Linked DNA regions of Homo sapiens: region 1 is linked to region 2. The links are chromatin contacts, found by Hi-C or POLR2A ChIA-PET in ENCODE. All regions are on one chromosome and are shown on one strand. The core of a region is the stretch at or near the end of the contact, and the rest is flanking DNA. Distances in the headings are between cores, read along the strand shown. Region 1 has its middle 180 kb from the start of TET2. Region 2 has its middle 250 kb from the start of CXXC4.

Evidence for each region. Hi-C counts contacts between places; a loop is a spot of excess contacts on that map. ChIA-PET counts read pairs that join two places held with the same protein, here RNA polymerase II (POLR2A). Pooled maps may share reads with other maps.
Region 1: a map of GM12878 shows a loop between it and region 2 (2.0-fold over the local background). The contact joins two enhancer-like sites. A Hi-C loop is called at or near these places in 1 of 168 maps with a recorded cell type or tissue (GM12878), 12 of 37 single-sample maps with no recorded cell type and 5 of 50 pooled maps. POLR2A ChIA-PET finds 5 or more read pairs at or near these places in 1 of 52 experiments (PC-9).

Annotation. Positions count from the first base shown.
Region 1 is chr4:104,965,270-104,971,068 of GRCh38, forward strand. No RefSeq gene overlaps it. Among named protein-coding and RNA genes, the nearest start is that of TET2, 180 kb to the right of the region's middle. Within about 2 kb of position 1,547, at least 11 of the 41 ENCODE cell types and tissues checked have a DNase peak (open chromatin) inside an H3K27ac peak, as active enhancers do; they include GM12878, where a contact is called at or near this core.
Region 2 is chr4:104,740,233-104,745,739 of GRCh38, forward strand. No RefSeq gene overlaps it. Among named protein-coding and RNA genes, the nearest start is that of CXXC4, 250 kb to the left of the region's middle. RefSeq lists enhancers at 2,834-3,063, 3,094-3,243. Within about 2 kb of position 3,104, at least 2 of the 41 ENCODE cell types and tissues checked have a DNase peak (open chromatin) inside an H3K27ac peak, as active enhancers do; they include GM12878, where a contact is called at or near this core.

The DNA of each region.
Region 1 (5,799 bases), core at 297-2,796, 220 kb after region 2:
TTATTGCTTTCCTTGCCTATGCTTTTGGGTCATATTAAAAAAATCATTACCCAGGCCAATGTCATAGAGTTTTCCCCTATGTTTTCTGCTAGTATTATTACATGTTCATATCTTACATCTAAATCTTTAATCCATTTTGAGTTGACTTTTGTATATGGTGAGAAAAGGGACCATTTTTATTCTGCACGTAGATACACAGTTTTGTCAACACTATCTATTGAAGAGACTGACCTTTTCCCACTGTGTTTTCTTGGCATCTTTGTCAAAAATCAAACGGCCATATATATGTGGATTTATTTCTGGGCTCTCTACTCTGTTCCATTGGTTTATGTGTCTGTTTTTATGCCAGTATCATGCTGTTTTGATTACTATACTATTTTGAAGGCAAGTAGTACAATGCCTCCAGCTTTGTTCTTTTTGCTGCCAAAGTGTTTTTCATTAAAAATTTTCCTCGCAAGTGGAAAACATGATATAGGAAGAGAAAACACTTCTACGGCCAGAATGTTAGACAATGTTACTTATTCTTGAAATTAATTCTTTTGAGCCATGTTCCTCAGAATGATGTGATCTTAACATGAACACAGGAATAGCCTCACGGTAAAGAAGTCTGCTATGAATGATTGTTTTAGAGCTCTTGAAACTTCCAGGTTCCTGGAGACAAGGGCTTATCATAAAATAGCTCATATCAAGGTTGAAAATATGAGAAATAATTAGTAGTAATATATTGTAATCTCGCAGTCTGTTTCTAACCTGTCAGATGCACAAGTAGAATGATCATTCAGAGTATCCTTTAGTTGAATGTTAATCTTCCCCTAAAAAAGAAAATAGAGTGACTATCTTTTCCCATCATACACACATGAGTATTGTATATAATCAAAGTGCTTTTCCACTCTCTGGAAAACACAGTACCCATGTAAAGTGTATCAACACTGGAAACAAAACAGTTGGACTTATAATATTGTGAGCTCTCTGAAACCAGAAGCATTCGGCAGGAGCTGGAGTTTCAAATGCTAAAACAGAAATATAAAATCTTCCTGAGACAGAAGGATAAACTTCCAGATTTCTTCAAATCTCAGCTTGAAATTTTTAATTGCTATGTTTAGATTTTCTGAAAACCATTCTGTGAATTATTATTGTTTGATAACTGAAGGTTGATGTCCTTGCTTAGGTACACAGCAGCCCACCTTTATTTTTTAACAAATCTCCTTTCTTTCTTCTAGTCCCAACTCCTCAAAACACTGACTACTACTTACTCAAACCAGGGGCTGATAAAACTAGTTAACTTTCCCCTCAATACCTAGCATGCTGTAAGCAACTGGATAAAACCTAATTACCTACCTCATAAGTGAAACTTTTAAATCTATTTGTGCACTTCCAGTGTATCAGGCAGTTCATCCACGGAAGGTTAAAGAAATACTGAGAAACACTAATAAAACTTAAGAAGAAAGCATTCTTTGCTTTCATTGAGCTGGGAGGAAACTAGAAGTCTTCTAGTCCCACCCCTCCATGCTAGTAATAAGGAAACTAAGTTGCACAACACCACCCAGCTTGTTAAAGGCAGAGCTGAAACAAGAACCTGACATCCAATCCGGAGTTCAGTTTTCACTAACATATGCACCTTGACTTCGCTTGAATTTCCTCCTTTTGATTGACAAAGAGTGAAAGTACTGGTGGCCTAATTTTATAAGAAACCACTGAAAATTCTTGAGAAAACTGGTTTACTGGTTCACAATTGACAGATTTAATTCAAGGGGGAGAAGAAAAGATGCTTTAAAGCACAGCAATTACTGGACTAACACACAGCTGGGCACATTCATGGGGACACACGAGTGCAGGAGATCACTGAGGGAGAAAGTACAGGAAAAAATTAATAAACAGCCTCTGCTTAACCATGGGAAAAGCCCATATTTACAGAGTGGGAGGAGGGTGAATAACATTAATTGCCACTCTGGGCTTCTTCCCCAAAGTACTCTAGGACTGGTTTTTCAAGAGTAAAGAAAGGGACTAGACAAGTTAAAACTGCCTGCGGCACATTTTCTTGTTATACAGATATAAACACACACGTGATTTGTGCCTTGGCCTCACACCCTGCTCACTGCAGACTAGTTCCTGGTCCCTGGTCTCCATTCAAAGAACACAGACCACGCAGGATGTCAGTGGAAGAGGAAACTTTGTACACTGTTGGTGGGAATGTAAATTAGTATAGCCATTATGGAAAACGGTTCCTCAAAGTTAAAAAGTACAAGTTTACCTAGGTAACAAACCTGCACATGTACCCCTGAACTTAAAATAAATGTTAAAAAAATAAATAAAAATAGGCCAGGTGAGGTTGCTCACACCTGTAATCCTAGCACTTTGGAAGGCCGAGGCAGGTGGATCACCTGAGGTCAGGAGTCTGAGACCAGCCTGGGCAACATGGCAAAAACCTCGTCTCTACTAAAGATATAAAAATTAGCTGGGCGTGGTGGCAGGTGCCTATAATCCCAGCTACTCAGGAGGCTGAGGTAGGAGAATCACTTGAACCTGGGGGGCAGAGGTTGCAGTGAGCCAAAATCCTGCCACTGCACTCCAGCCTGGGCAAAAGAGGGAAACTCCGTCTCAAAAAAAAAAAAAAAATTAAAAATTAAAAATATTTACCCATTTGCAAATTTTAAAAATCAAATATATATTTAAAAAGAGTTTAAACATTTTTTTCAGATTTTTTAAAAGTTTTATTCTGATTAATTCACACTGGATAGAAAACGAATAAACTTCCAAGAGAAGAGGCCCCCTTAAATTCATTTTTTCCATCAAGATGAATAAGTGTGCTTCTGTCCAATTGCCCTGAATAATATCTGATATTAATCTGAAATATTTTCTCAGCTGTGAATTTGGGTAGACATAATCCAATAAAATTATCATATGTACAGATAAAGTTATGATATTGGAAAATCAATGAACCTAGTCATTCTCCTGCCTTCCCTAAACAACTTACCTTAGTTAAAATCATTCTTTTTCCCCCCTTAAACTCAGTACATGTAAAATATTCAACACTTTTTTTTATGTTCTGCTGGACAATGATTACATTTACATAGGGAATAGTATGTAATAAGATGAGGAAACTAAGTCCAAGAAAATTTCAATAATATAAGATTATAGAACTTGTTCTATAGAATAAATTAAGTCAACTTATTAAATTATAAATTAAATGGAAGAGACAACCCACTGAGAAATTAACATGTAGGAACATGTTATAAATCCTAGAATATCAGAAATAAGTTTTCTCAAAAATCAAAAATTTTGTATCATGAATTTGGGAGTTTCTCCATCCTTATAAACATACCCTATGTCCCAATCCTCTCCCTCATTAGTATTTACAGAACAAGTTGTGTGCACCTTCCACATAACAGCCTCTCAAATATTTGAAAATGGTGACTGGATACTCTAGTTAATTCACTCTTGCAGGCCAATGCCTCATTCATTTAACTATTCCTCACGCAGATCTCCTTACCCTCCTGGTTTCTCCCCACTGAATTCCTGAGATGTCTATGTCTTTTTCTAAACTCATGCTCTGCAGAGTAAAAATGATACTTTAAATGAAGTTCAACCAACACTAAGGAGAAAAGAACAATTGTCGCTTCATTTTTGATATTTTATCTTTATAAATGCTGATTTTCTATTGTGTTTTTTCATATCCAAGTCCTATTCTTCACTGATTGCTGATGTTCTCTATTAACCTCAAGACCTTCTTACAGGTACTATAGCTAAGCCAATGGCCCAGCCCTATGCTTATAAATTGATTTTGTTTGTTTTTACATGATGTTAGTACCGTTCAACTCATTGTCAGAGTGGCTTAGATATGGCAAAAGAAAAGCCCATAGAACCAAACCCTACGCAAAATTCACTGAAGAAAATGTAATACAGTTGTACAGGAAGTTCATATGATTATTTAAATATCGAAGGGATATTTACAAAATGACTCTTTTGTCTTCACAGAAAACTTCTAAAATCATCAGGAGATATCACTGAAAAGGTTTCAAAACAAAGCCATAATCTCTAGAAATGTGTCCTTGATGGGTTGGTCTTCATTTGCCTGAAGGTGAGTAACTGGTGTTTTTAGCATGCCAAAACTTCAGGATCCATGGGTACCTTTTTCTACTTTTCATCAGGAGGCAAAATTCATACTGCATTTCACATGTAGAAAGGAATTTGGCCAGATGAATAGAAGAATGGAAGTTTCTCCAAGCAGGGCCAAGCTTTCATGACCTCAGACAGCATCTCAAATTGTTTGAATGAATAGGCAGAACCAGCCTGTGAAATCATGGGGGAACAGGGTTGCTTAACCAACTATCCAAGTAGAAAGAGAGGCCAAAAGTAAAGTACGGTAAGAAAAAGGGGAAGTAGCAATTTCAGGTGAGAAAAATAATAGCTGCAGAATGATAAAGTTACAGAGTCAAGAGATTTAGGAAGAGATAGTAGTAGGAAGAAGAGAGGATGATTTACAAAAGGGGTGGGGTAAATCACAGAAAATTGCTAGAGAAGAATAGAACAATCAAGGTCATAGTACCTAAGAATGCCTGTTTCCTAGGTGAAGAGTTTTTAACACAGAGCTATTGCCCCATATGTACTATTGACTTAATACGAAATTAAGAAATGTTTTACTTTCAGAAATTGAGGCTAAGTGAGCCAAGGAAAAAGTCATCCATCAAGAACAAAGCAAGATTTCTCAACCATGGCAGGACGTTAGGATCATCTGTAGAACTTTAAAATATTGTTTAATTTTTTTCATTTGGTTTCCTTTATAGTTGATTTTGTTTAACTTTGCCAGTGAAATTTAAAAAACAAAAAACAAAAAACAGCAATGCTTTTTTTTTTTTTTTTTTTTTTTTTTTTTTTAGTTAAAAGCTTAACTCAGAGTCATTACTAGACCTGTGGAAAATCACTGCTAGTTTTAGTAAATTTTTCTGGAGGGTTTGAACTTCAAGACATCTTTTTTTTTTTTTGGCAACCTCCTTATAATTTTCATTTTGAAATTTTTATGTCATCGCAGAGCAAAATGTTGCTTCAGTATTTCTATCCTGAATCAACACTAATTCCCAGTTCAAATGCTCTCTGCCATTGAGAAAGACATACTGATTTCAAGATCTACATGGCTAAACAGTGTTTCAAGTTTCCCACCACTATCAACAGACTGTAGAAAATAGAAAAATACTGACTTAAAATACTGAAAGAAAATTAATGGTTTCTGGGAAAAGCCTGATATTCAGAAAAAAATAAGATGCTTTGCATGCAAATATTCTTGCTAAAAAATATAATTTTTCAGAAAAATTATAACTTTGCTGCCACATATCTGATGATGTAGAATTCATATTAAGCATTAAAAAGACACTTAAATTTAAATATCAAGGATTTCCATTTGCAATTCTAAGGTACAGGTAAAATTGTTTTTAGAATACTCCCATTCTCAAAAGAAAGGACCCAAAACAGCAAGATATTTTCTTATATCAAAAATTTTTAAATTTATTTTTTTATACTTGTAAACATACCCTTCACGTATAAAATTGAAGAAATTCCTGATTAGTTGATGCTGAATGTTAACCTATAGATAAAAATAAATACATTTCAGCATTTTAGTACAGTGAGAAGGGGAACTGGTATAGAGTTTGAATATAAAAATAGAACACAAAATTCAACCTAATGAATAAATGTGAAACAGGTCACTGTTTTCTGAATCACTTAATTTTGCCATCATTCACAAGCTAAACTGGCCATCCTTTACTTGATACTATGTAGACTGTGAATCCCCAGTGACTTTTAAAT
Region 2 (5,507 bases), core at 1,854-4,353:
GGTATTTTAGAGGTGTCTAGATCTGAATTTTCTTAGAGAAGTTTAATAGTAGCAACACATGTGGTATATGGAGCATTTTTTCCTAAGTGTTTCCATCTTTATCTTGGCATATATTTTCACAAATCTAGCCAGCAGATATGAGAATATACTGAGATTTCATTTAGCAGATGAAGAAACCAAAGACTCAAGATGTTAGGCAATTTTCTCAGAATTATACAATGTGTCAACAACTGATTGGTATCCAGTCTCCTAAATCCACGCTGCACGTTCTAGCAACCTAAACTTGTCCTCTTTATAAAGGATTCCCCTTTCTCGTTTCATTTCTTTCTTTTATTAATGCATACATTCATTCATTATACAAATATTTTAGTTAGACCTATGATAAAAGAAAAAGAATCATCAATTTGGAGCTCAGAGGCTTGACCTGGAGTTCTTCTAACACATACGTAAACATTCAAATGCAGCCGAATATAATGAAAAGAATACTTGGAAGATCTGGGCTCGATTCCACTCCACTGCTTTCTGGCTAAGTGATCTTGAGCAAGTCATTTCACTTCTCTGAACCTCAATCCCTTTTTCTACAAAACAAAAATAGAAGTATTTATGTGATTTACTTCATAAGGAGCTTTTGAGATGGAAAACCTGAAACCACCTTGTAAAATGTAAAAGCTATATAGTGACATTGATAACATTTATTGAATATTTACTATGTGCACAGTGATGCCATAGATATTTCATAGGCATAGACTAATTTTAATCCTCACAATGATCCTGTGAGGGAGACACTATATTATTCACATTTACAAATGAGAAATTCAAGGAATGAAGGAGTTAGGTAACTTTTAGAAAATCAAACAAGTAGGAAATGGAGCAAGGATTGAATCTAGACAGGGACATGCCCAGGACCATCTCTAAAACACTTAATTATGCTGGCTCCCAAACGAAGACACTGAGCATTTTCATGTTCTAGGAATTTAGGATGTATTAACTCATGCAATAACTCTTTGTATGTATTATACCACTCAATCCCCTCTACAACCCTCTAAGTGTGTCCAGAGGCAGTTAATAAAGATAACTAAGTTCCAGCTTGCTCCTCTATTCTTTCTGAACACAGCAGCTGGAGTGAGCCTTCGCTCAAAACCCACTAATGCTTCTCATTTCATTCAAAGTAGAATACAATGTCTTTGCTATGGCCTAAAAGGTCCTGTACAGTCTAACCTTTTGTTGCTTGCCCTACCAGTCACCTAATTTCTCTTTTCAAGTCACACTGACCTCCTTGCTGTTTCTGAAAAATGTCAGAAACATGTTTCTTCTCAAAGAATAACCTATCAGAGGTTCCTTCTTTTACTATTCAATATAAAAGAGAAACTACCCACCCCAACCCCAGCCAATTTCTAGCTCCTTCTGGGTTTATTTTTTTATGGCACTCATTATCATGGGGATTTATTTTTGCCACCTTATATATTTTATATGTATCTGTTTGTTATCTGTGTCCCTCCTGCCACACATACATAAACACTCCCTCACCACGTGTGTGTGCATGCACGCACACACACACACACGAATATGAGCTACTTAAACCAAAATCTATCTGTTTTCTGCTGTTGCTCTCAATACCTAGAACGGTGCCTGACATGCAGCAAAAGCCTCAAAACTTGCAAGTTTTATGAAAAATTGATTCTGTGCACTCAGATTTTAAAAATCAGATAAAAAGGCAAGGGAAACTTACTAAAGATTCTGATAAACAGTTTACAGTGAAAAATTGGGGGTTAGTATGTTTTTACTCCATTTTTTTAGACCCTTTCAGGAGCCCCAAATACAGTCCTCTATTGTGAAATAAGGTAAAGTATATCTGACCAAATCAATATCCAACTACATCTCTCACCTACAGGGGTCCTTACCTTTGCTTCCACCCAGACAGTAGCCAAGTTTGTTTTCAGTCACAAATAAAGGATTAAAATTTACCTGATTCAAGCCAGGCATAGAAAAAAGAATTAGAGTTTAGGCATGTGTAGAATGTGATTCTTGTTATCTCTGATCTACTTCACGGGAAGGTTTGTTTCACTAGAAGTTGCAATGGACTCGTATCACAAAAATACCTCGTGCATCATTTTTAATCCAAAAGAAGGTAGGTCCTAACTAACTTATTATTATTCCCTTGCTTTTTCTCTAAAAACATTTGTTTGCCTCTGTTTTATAACACTATGGGACAAATGAGGTGAGGAGGCAGGTGTCTCAATAAGAAAATGCTAAAACAGAGCAAAGCGTGGTAGAACTCTCCCGAGAGGAAGTGTTCGCAGAGGTTTCAGAAGGACCTGAGCAGGCAGGAGGAGGAGATGCTGTTTTGTATTGGTCCCATGTATTTGGCAACCCTGGAATATAATATGGTGGTGTTATCATCATTTCATGGAAGAATTGTTCAGAAACCAGGGAACTGGAACATAAATCTCACTGTTCTCTGGCTAGGTCAGGTACCTCAATCTCTTTCCTTTCTATGAGGCATTAGTAGCCAGTGGAAAAAGCATGAACTTTAGAATCAGACAAAATTGATTTTGAGTTTTGGATCTACTATGTGTTAGCTGTGTGATTTGAATATATCACCTAACCTTCCTGATCCTGTTTCTGCCCATCTAAAATTGCATTTATAATATCTGCTCCCTAGGACTTTTGTGAGGATCCAATTAAGTTATGCGGTAAAGACCAAATGGTCTTGAGCTATGAAAGTCTGTTTCCTTCTTTATTGCCTTCTTCTCCCATAATAAAAACAAAAACAAAAACATAAAATACAATCAGCTAACTCTTGATAAAGGCTGCAACTGTTAAAGTGACATCTTATCATTTGTTTTTGAAGTAAAGATTACAAATGCTTCTCCATAAGTGTCTAATAAAAAAGACCTAGGTGTCAAATAATGTGGTTAGGGATTAATGAAAACTTCTGCATTTACCTTCTGTACTTTGAGTAAAGCATTTAAGATCCAATGGTCGGTACATGTCCTTGCAGCGTTCATCCCTTAAATTTGGTAAGAAAAGAACTGCTCAAATCTTTAGCTTGTAGGAGGAGACATAAGATAAAATGCAAGAAAAACTTTGGTATAAAGAGGAACCGAAAACACGATTTGCCCCTGGGGAACGTCAGCTCTCCTCTGTCTGACTCTCTTTTCACTCACACACAAAAAAAATACTGAGAAATTTCAAAGTCACTTGGTTAAAAGAAAACTTTAAAACAGCCAGGGTGCCTACAAAGCAATCCCTATTCTGCCCTGAGTTATGTAGAGAGCAGCTTGGATCTTCACATATCTAATACAGTGTCAGAGCCAAGCCAGTCCCAGGATTATCATGAATCTTGTATGAAGGCTAAGTGTGGCTTCAGCCTGCCACTGTTTGAGGGGTAGGAATTGGAACCCCAAATTTAGCCCTGCGTCCTGCTCATGTCTCAAGGGAGTGGGAGCCTTGAAAGCTTATTTGATTGCCCAGTTTGATATTCCCAGTGTTTAGTAGTAAAATCTGCACCACAAGCTAGCAAAAATAGAAACTCTGATTCTAAGAGGAAAAAATAAGATGGATGCAATTATACAAGGAAGGAGAACAACAACAACTCTGAAGCTGCATGAAATAAATATTTTCTTAAAATCATACTATGGTCCTTTGTAAAGGGAAATAGAGCTAAATATTAATAAACCATATGGCTTTTATTGAATTTATTTCATTTAAAATATGTCTAAAGGCACCAAAATAACTTTAGGCTCTAATTTTAAGGAAATTCATTTTAAATTCTCTATTTTGAAATTTTATTTACTCACATTGCTTATCTCTTGAAATGTAAAGGTTTGATTTGTGACAATCACTTACTCTATAAGCACCCAAAAGTGTTAATGACATCGTGGAGGTGTCCTAAGACTGAATCTAGCAGGATGAATAGTAATGCATTCTGAAAGATTTCTAAAAAGCTTAGTGTATTTCTATATAACAAATGTATCTGTGCAATTTTTATCTTCCTAAAAAACAAAGGATTAGAAGTTACATTGGGAAAGAATGAGATATGAACAATACTTACAATATTTTACTGTTGTATACTATCTTATAGCTCATTCAGATATTTTTTACAGACAATATAGTTTCTCATTTTTACATAACAACATGCCTGTTAAAAAAAATTCCCTCTTTTAGCAGATGATGAAATTGGGGCCCAGAGAGCTAAAGGTTCTTTACCAAGTAAAAACACAGCTAGAAGACAGTAAAGCCAGGGCCAGCTGGCAATTCCTCTGGCCTTTGAGTTATGGTCTAGGCCAGCGGGCAATGAGGATGAGCAACATACCTAGGCTAAATGATTTTTTTTTTTTGAAGCTATTTTTGCCCCATACCTATGATACTCCTATGTCAGTATTTTCCTTTTTTGCTTTATACTATAAGAGTAACATACTTTTCAAATTTCTGATTTTATAATTCAGGAACAAAAGTAAAAAGGTTTACTGGAAGGGAAGTTGATAAGATTATTTTCAAATCATTTTCCAAACATCTTACAGCTTGCAGTTTGTTTAGCTTTATTATGCTTTTATATTTTAAATAACAACTGTTTTAGATAGTATTTTATTGTTTTTTGTTTGTTTTTTGAGATGGAGTTTCACTCTTGTTGTCTAGGCTGGAGTGCAATGGGGCGATCTCGGCTCACTGCAACCTCCGCCTCCCAGGTTCAAGCAATTCTCCTGCCTCAGCCTCCCGGGTAGCTGGGATTACAGGCATGCACCACCACGCCTGGCTAATTTTGTATTTTTAGTAGAGATGGGGTTTCTCCATGTTGGTCAGGCTGGTCTTGAACTCCCGACCTCAGCTGATCCACCTGCCTTGGCCTCACAAAGTGCTGGGATTATAGGTGTGAGCCACTGTGCCTGAACTTAGATAGTATTTTAAAATGTACATTAGGTACATTTCTTCACAAAAGGTGGTTTTTGTTTTCTGGAAAGTTACCTCTATATTTAGAATGGAAAGCTCTATATAATTTTTCCCAATGACATTTACTATGCTAAAAAAAAATCGAGATTTTTTTATTTCATTCAACTAAGCAGAACAATAAAATATAAGACATTCCATTGTTCAGTTTGTCTCATTTAGAAAAGAGCCTCTGCTTGTAAAAGTAGTCTTGTGATTTAGAAATAAAAATTGTATATCTGAAGATGATTTTTTCAGAATTTATACATTTATTTTATATTTATCAAAAGCCTATTTATGTACAGAAAAACAAAATCAGATATTGTACAGCTGGAAAACCAGTATTCCATGACAGATTAAGAAAATATACATAGCAAAGGATCCAGGCCTGCCATTCTGTTTTCCTTTTAGAATTTTAGTCAACTAGGAAATAGAGTTCGAAGAAATGACATTCTCTTTCTGCTGTTTAATTTGGCAAGCGGTGGAGGGGTACCCACAGCTGGCCCCCATCACTTGCACCCAAGATTAACACAAGGTGATTTGGACAAACCTTAACCTCCCCTCCCCTGGCGTCTCCTTCC